2 separate regions of the Mus musculus genome follow, and region 2 is linked to region 1. A link is a contact called in ENCODE Hi-C or POLR2A ChIA-PET data. All regions are on one chromosome and are shown on one strand. Each heading gives the region's core, a stretch centred on a gene start or an enhancer-like site at or near the end of the contact. The rest is flanking DNA. Distances are from core to core; before and after follow the strand shown. Region 1 holds the start of Kdm1b (lysine (K)-specific demethylase 1B). Region 2 holds the start of Dek (DEK proto-oncogene (DNA binding)).

What was found. A loop is a pair of places that touch in the nucleus more often than their neighbours do. ChIA-PET counts read pairs that join two places held with the same protein, here RNA polymerase II (POLR2A).
Region 2: a loop to region 1 is called in a map of v-Abl transformed pro-B cells, with 2.4 times the contacts of the local background. The contact joins the promoter of Dek here to the promoter of Kdm1b in region 1. A Hi-C loop is called at or near these places in 2 of 37 maps with a recorded cell type or tissue (both v-Abl transformed pro-B cells). POLR2A ChIA-PET finds 5 or more read pairs at or near these places in 3 of 5 experiments (Patski and embryonic stem cell).

What each region holds. Positions count from the first base shown.
Region 1 is chr13:47,041,840-47,044,971 of GRCm38, reverse strand. It overlaps Kdm1b (lysine (K)-specific demethylase 1B), which reads right to left and starts at 1,473. Exons shown (of 21, transcript NM_172262.3): 1 at 1,302-1,473. Tpmt (thiopurine methyltransferase) reads left to right here and starts at 1,755. Exons shown (of 9, transcript NM_016785.2): 1 at 1,755-1,868.
Region 2 is chr13:47,104,612-47,107,743 of GRCm38, reverse strand. Dek (DEK proto-oncogene (DNA binding)) reads left to right here and starts at 1,523. Exons shown (of 11, transcript NM_025900.2): 1 at 1,523-1,671; 2 at 2,007-2,172. The coding sequence starts at 2,016.

The sequences.
Region 1 (3,132 bases), core at 224-2,723:
ATTCCACAATATATTGTGTAAGCATTCAAAGCAGATGTGGTTGGTGGCTTTGTATTTGCTGCAGAAAGGCTGGGGCAGAAGGATTGCTTTGAGTTGGGAGGCTGAAGACTAACCAACGCTTTTTGAGCTGTGCCTGGGTTAAGAAAGGGATTCCCCACACCTGGCGTGGTCTGCTGCTTGCTCGAGAACTTGGGCCTCGGTGGCTGGGTTCCAGATCACTCAACCCCAACTTTCTGCAGCTGGGCCTGCTTCTCTTACAGGCCAGCTGCGCCGACTATCAGCCATATGGACCGGGACCTGGTGGTGTGCAATCCCAAGGAAGGCTTGCTTGAGCCCTCATCAGCGGCCCTCGCGGCAGATGCCCAAGGTATCCGCTACACCAGCGAACCTGACGGCGCCTCGCTGCCCAAGGTGGGGATCGCAACCTGGGATCCCTCCTCCTGGCCGCGGTGCTCCCACTGCCCCACACAGGAGCCCAGCGTGGGGTTTCTCCTCACCACCACAGAGCGGGAAGGGAAGCCTGGGCCCCTCCTACCAAGCTTTGGGGATTCCCGACCACCCTGAGTGGGGAAGGCAGTCTGGTGTCCCCCCTCCTGGCTGCGGGGTTTCCACGTCCCTGGTGGGAGCACAGTATAGGGTCCCTCCTTTTGGCTACGGGGTTCCCTGGTCCGCAAGTGGGACCGCAGCCTAGGGTCTCTCTTCGCGACTGGCGGGGGGTGGTTTCCACGGCCCCGAGTGGGAGCCCAGAGTGGGGTTCCCTCCTTTGGGCTAAGAGATTCCTACAGTGGGGTAACTCCTCTACGTTAAGGGGCTCCTACAGCTCCGGGTGGGAGCAGAGAAAGGGGTCCTGCCTCCATGTAGATGGGTTCCCTACAGCGCTGGGTGGAATCCCAGAGTAAGACCCCTCCTCCAGGCTGCGGGGTTCCCATAGCCCAGAGTGGAAATCCAGACTGGGGTCCTGTCCACCCGGTCCGCAGCTGGTGCCGGCGCCAGAGTGCCAGGTGCAGCCGCCGCCCAACTCACCTCCGCCCGGCCGAGGCGCAAGCAGCTCCCTGCAGGGTTCCAAGAGAGCGACGAGTGGGAAAGCCCGCGGCGCCGCAACCCCGCAGCCCAGCGCGGGAAGCCCCGGCTTGCACAGGGTCCCCCACGCCACCCCTTCCAAACGCGGGACGCCGGGGAGCCCCGGGGAACGCGCGCGCCTCCAGACCAGGCTCAACACACAGCCGGCCGCTTTGTGCGGAGCTGTCACCCGAAGCCCGCCGCCACCCCCAAGCGCGCCCGCGTGAGGCTCGAGTCCCTACCTCAGAGCGCTGGCCAGGGGGCGAATGCTGCCCTGGGCTGCACCGGGCTGCACCGGACGGCCTGATCCGCACTGCCAGCTGCAGCAGCTCGGCCGCCGCCGCTTCCGCCCCTATCACGCCGTGACCCGGAGTGGGAGGAGCGCACAGGCCCAGGGAGCAGGAGGGTCCCGGCGCTCGCCCCGCCCCGATGATTTCCGCCACTGCGCAATCTCGGCAGCTGCTAAGGGCGGGGCCCTACGCGTTCTGGGCGGAGACCTTGCTTCGGGGCGGGGCTTAGGTTTGAAGGTGGGGCCTGGGCGGCCTGGGTGGGGTCACAGGGTCCTGGGAGGGGCCTGCGCGCCCTGGGCGTGGTCTGCACGCTGGGCGGAGCCTGCGTGTCCTGGGCAGAGTTCTCACGCCCCGGGCAGGGCCTATAGGACCGGAGCCTGGATAATCTTTTCCGGGGTGGGATCAGACCACATTGGGCGGGGCCTTCGCCCCTGGGGCGGGGCCTGTGAGTCCTTGCACAGCTCCCGGCTTACAAAGGCGGGCTAGTGTCTGAGAGGTAAGCAGCTAGCTGCAGCCAAGGTAAGTAAGTTCTCAACCGGTAGTAAAGGCGGTCATCTGCTAAGACTGTGTGAGCCTGTTACAGCGTTTTTTCAGAATGGGGCTCCCGAAAAGCATGGATGACCCAGCTACTTGAGTCCCGAAAAGGGGTTCCGATAACCGCAGCAAAAACTGGGAATAAATGATCAGACTAGAAATGCTTTGAGTCCGATGTATTAAGTAGCCCCTTGCTTAGTGGTGTGTTTCAGATAACAATGTCCACGTGTAAAATACTGAGCCATCCTGGAGATTTGTGGACTTCAGTGAAGTTAGCTTTTCAGTTTAATGAAATTCAAAAATAAAACTAAAGCAGAACCCAAGCATTGTTGTGTACGAGGAAGCTGAGGCAGGAGGATCAGGGCGAGCTAGAGGTCAGCCTGTACTATATAGTGAGTTCTAGATAGACCCTCTGTTAAAAATGAAAAAAAAAAATCCTAGGCAGAAAAAGATGTTTTTTAGGTAGGCATATTGGACGTAAACGTTTGTTAGTGGGAGTTATTGCGGATCTGTCTTTTCTCAACCTTGTACTTTGCACCTTTATTGTTTTTAGAATTTTTTTTTTTCTCAAAAAATGATCAGTGAGCACCACTCTGAGGCGCTGTTACAACAGCTAAGTGGTTGTGTTTAACAGCCCCAGCTTCGGTGAGGTAGAGCTGGGTGGGCTAAAGATCTTTCTTCTGTGTTCAGGAGAGCCCTTGTTTCTGTAGGGCACCTTTGGGCATCACAGCTTCTGATAGAGAGTGGAGATGGGAGGAGAGCGATTCTCTTGCTTTTCTGTATCCACAATAATCCCATACTTCCCTCCGACCTCTCAGAATGCTGGACTCTGCCCCCTGACATGAGCATCAGGGAAAAGCCTTTTGTTAGCAAATACTTGGCTGTGAAGTGCATTTCCGTTCCCAGAGTTGATGGGGATGGTCCTTCTTTAATCCTAAGCACAGAAGCTAAATCATGCAACAACAGGACATTTCCTTACATTACTGCCTTTGTGACATGTTTGCTGGTTCACAGATTCAAGACATATGATCACCAATGATTTAAAGGGCAGGTTGGAACTGTGGAATTTTTTTTTAGTTTTTTTTTTTTTTTCCTTATATGAACGAATGTCTTGCCTGTATTGGATCCACTGCAACGGGGTTACAGACAGCCACGAGACACCTTGTGGTTTCTGGGAATTGCACTGGGTTCTTTTCAAGAACAACAAGTACTCTTAACTACTGCTGGGATTGAAGGCATGCTGCCATTC
Region 2 (3,132 bases), core at 274-2,773, 63 kb before region 1:
GCTGGTACTCCAGATCCCCCTGTGACTGCTGCATCACTACCACACAATCTATGTATTTTTGCTTAATGTCTCAACTACAGTCTCGTCTTCAAGATGGCAGGCCTGTTATGATGGACAGAGGATTCGGTACTTATAAAGGAACGGATGAGAATGGTATCAAAACAGTGATGGCCTGGAGGTAAGAGAAATACTTGACCAGAGATAAGTGATGGGAAGGACCGAGTTCATTGATGACAATAGGAAGGAGCAGCCCTGGCAGTGGAAGAGTAAATCCTAGATAGTGTGAATGACAGCCATGTGCAGGAACATGAGGGAAGGCATGTGTGACTGACAGGCCAACTGTGTCAGGGAGCCATCAGACAGAGGGTCAGCAGCCAGTTAAGTAGCATCTTACACGTTGTGATATGGAAATTTGGAGGTTATTCCAAGTTATGATGGGACCATCTGAGGCTTATAAGCAGAAGATCAAACTAAATAAAATAGCTTTGGCTGAGGTGTGATTAGTGGGAAAAGGCAGAGAGAGTAGCCCTTGGAAAGGGCTCTGTTGCAACCCAAACTAAAAAACAAAGAAAGGTGAGCAGAATCAGTAGAATGGGAGATGGCTTAAGATCTGAAAGCAAAAATAGCAGGACTTTGCGTATGTTTACAAAAGGGGCACAGAAGAAAATAAAGTCTAACTTTTGTCCCTCAACTTGGAGACTATTATGGCAAATGAAACCAATCATATTTCCACCAGGTTGACTGGATAAAAAAAAGGGAGGGAGGGAGATTATTCTCAGGGTAGGGAAAAAATGAAGACAATCACATAGGAGAGCACGTAAGGAAATGTTGCTTTTAAACTGTGGACTCTAAAAGGTATCAGAGGGCTTGCCTAGAATTCTTGACAGGAGAGTGTGGCTGGACAAATACCGTATCTGCATTATAGGGGAGACCAAGGGGGCTAGAGAAAGGAAGAGGGTGAATCTGTCTAACATTCACCGGTTTGAAACCTATTTATGTCGCTGGTGGTGTGAGCACTTAACGTGGTGGGTCCCTGTCACGGTGCAGCGTACCGGCGACGGGAAGCCTCGCAAGTAGGTCTCATTTGGAAGCCTTCATCTCGAACGACCCCTCGGAAACAAACGTGGTGGCTCCGAATCAACCCCGTCCGCGGGGTGATCGCCGCGTGAAGTCGAGTCGAGAAAGACTTCGGCGGATCCCTCAACTTCGTCACCTCCAGACGCTCCCCGGCTCCGCGGCCCAGGACGGCCGGTCATTTTTCTCCCGGGATCGGGAGGCTGGAAGCTCGCAGGCCCCCTAGCGTCCAACCGTTCAGCGCGGAGGCCCCGGCTCGCGCCCGCCCGCCACCCCGTGCACCCACCCAGCCACCCGCCGGACGCCGCGACCCGGGTCCTCCCGCGGACCGCAGACCCCCCGAGACCCCGCCCGGGCAGCCCGCGAGAGACGCCGCCGCCCCGCCTCCCGCCCGCCCTCCCGCGCGCGCCAACTCCCAGCGCCGCGCGCTGATTGGCCGGCGCCTTCCCGCTCTGCTTCCCGAACCGCCATTTTGAAAATCTTGTTGATTCTGAGGAGCGGGGAGAGAGAGAGCGCGAGAGAGAGCGAGCGCGCGGCGCGAGGACCTCGGCCCCGCGCGACTTCTACACAGCGGCGGCCTTCTCGTGCGCACCCGCGGTGAGGACGGCGGCGGGGAGGCGCCGGGGCAGCGGGGAGGGGACGCGGCCAGAAGCACTGAGGCCCGCCGCGGGGGAGGGGACTCGCAAGGCTCGGCTCGCCTGGGCCACACTGGCCGGGCCCGAGCCGGCCCGGGGCGGCGCAGGCCGGGCGGGAGCGCGCGCGGGCGGCTGAGAGGGCGGTGCGGTTTCCCGCCTCGGGCATCCCCGGGGAGGCGGGCCGAGTGACAGACCCAGGGTAGGCGACTTGGAGGGGAGCTGACGCTGGGCGCTCGGCACGCTCCATGCCCGCGCGAGCGAGAGAACCGAAGCGTGCGGCTTCCTCCCCGCCCGCAGGCCCCCAGCATGTCGGCGGCGGCGGCCCCCGCTGCGGAGGGAGAGGACGCCCCCGTGCCGCCCTCATCCGAGAAGGAACCCGAGATGCCGGGTCCCAGGGAAGAGAGTGAGGAGGAGGAGGAGGATGACGAAGACGATGATGAAGAGGACGAGGAGGAAGAAAAAGGTGGGTGGGCAGGGATACGCATCCCTCACGGGTGGATTTTTTTTTTTCCCACATCAAAAGTTTCCCCTTCCCTCGCTCCTTTTGGGAAACAGTTATCTTGCATTTTAACGCTTAGAGGCGTCAAGTCGGAGTGGTGGATTTCACGCGAATGCTAACAATCAGTGGCAGAGAATCTGGATTTTTTTTTTTTTTTTTGAGTATTTGCCAAGGTTTCGGTGCAAGTGTAGCAAGAGCCTTTTCCCGATGCGCCTTCAGAACACTTCGTCGTTCGTTTAGGGAGTTTGTAAGTCTGAGATCCGCTTTTTGAAGTTACCCCGAGGTTCCGTAACGAAACAACACTGCAAGGCATTCTTGCAAATCCTGGAAATGTTTTCATTTCCATATTCTCGGCTGTGTGTAGCTGCTGATTCCCTCCCCCGCCCCTCCCCCATAAGGGTTCTTGTGGGAGTGCTTTTCTTTGCCGTGAAAGTTGTTGCTGTTGGAGAAAGTAGTTTAAAAATGAGAAAACTGAACTGAAAGTTAGAACGGGAGCCCGCAGCTCTCTCGGTTTTGGGGACTGATTCTGACCCAAGGAGGGTGGTAAGAAGCCTCATTTGAGTAGAGGCAGAGCGGGGCGAAGAAGCATTGTGTCAGTCAGAGTGCATGCATCAGTCTACCCGACAGGCTCAGCTATTGGAAAATCCAAGGCACAGCTTCACAATCTAGCTTAATGGTGCAGATGGCCACAGCTCAGCCAGACTTGGGAGCAGGCCTAAAGGTTAAAGTGCTCTTCCCAAACTGTCATTTCTTTTCTTTTCTTTCTTTTCTTTCTTCTTTTTTTTTTTTATAAATACCATCTAGGTTAAGAGGACAAGGCATACTTATTATTTGAAGTGGTATGTGCTCTAAGACCTTATGGGAGCGTGTCATTTAAGTACAACCTTGGCTTTAATTATAAATCTTAATAAGAATTGTTTAAAT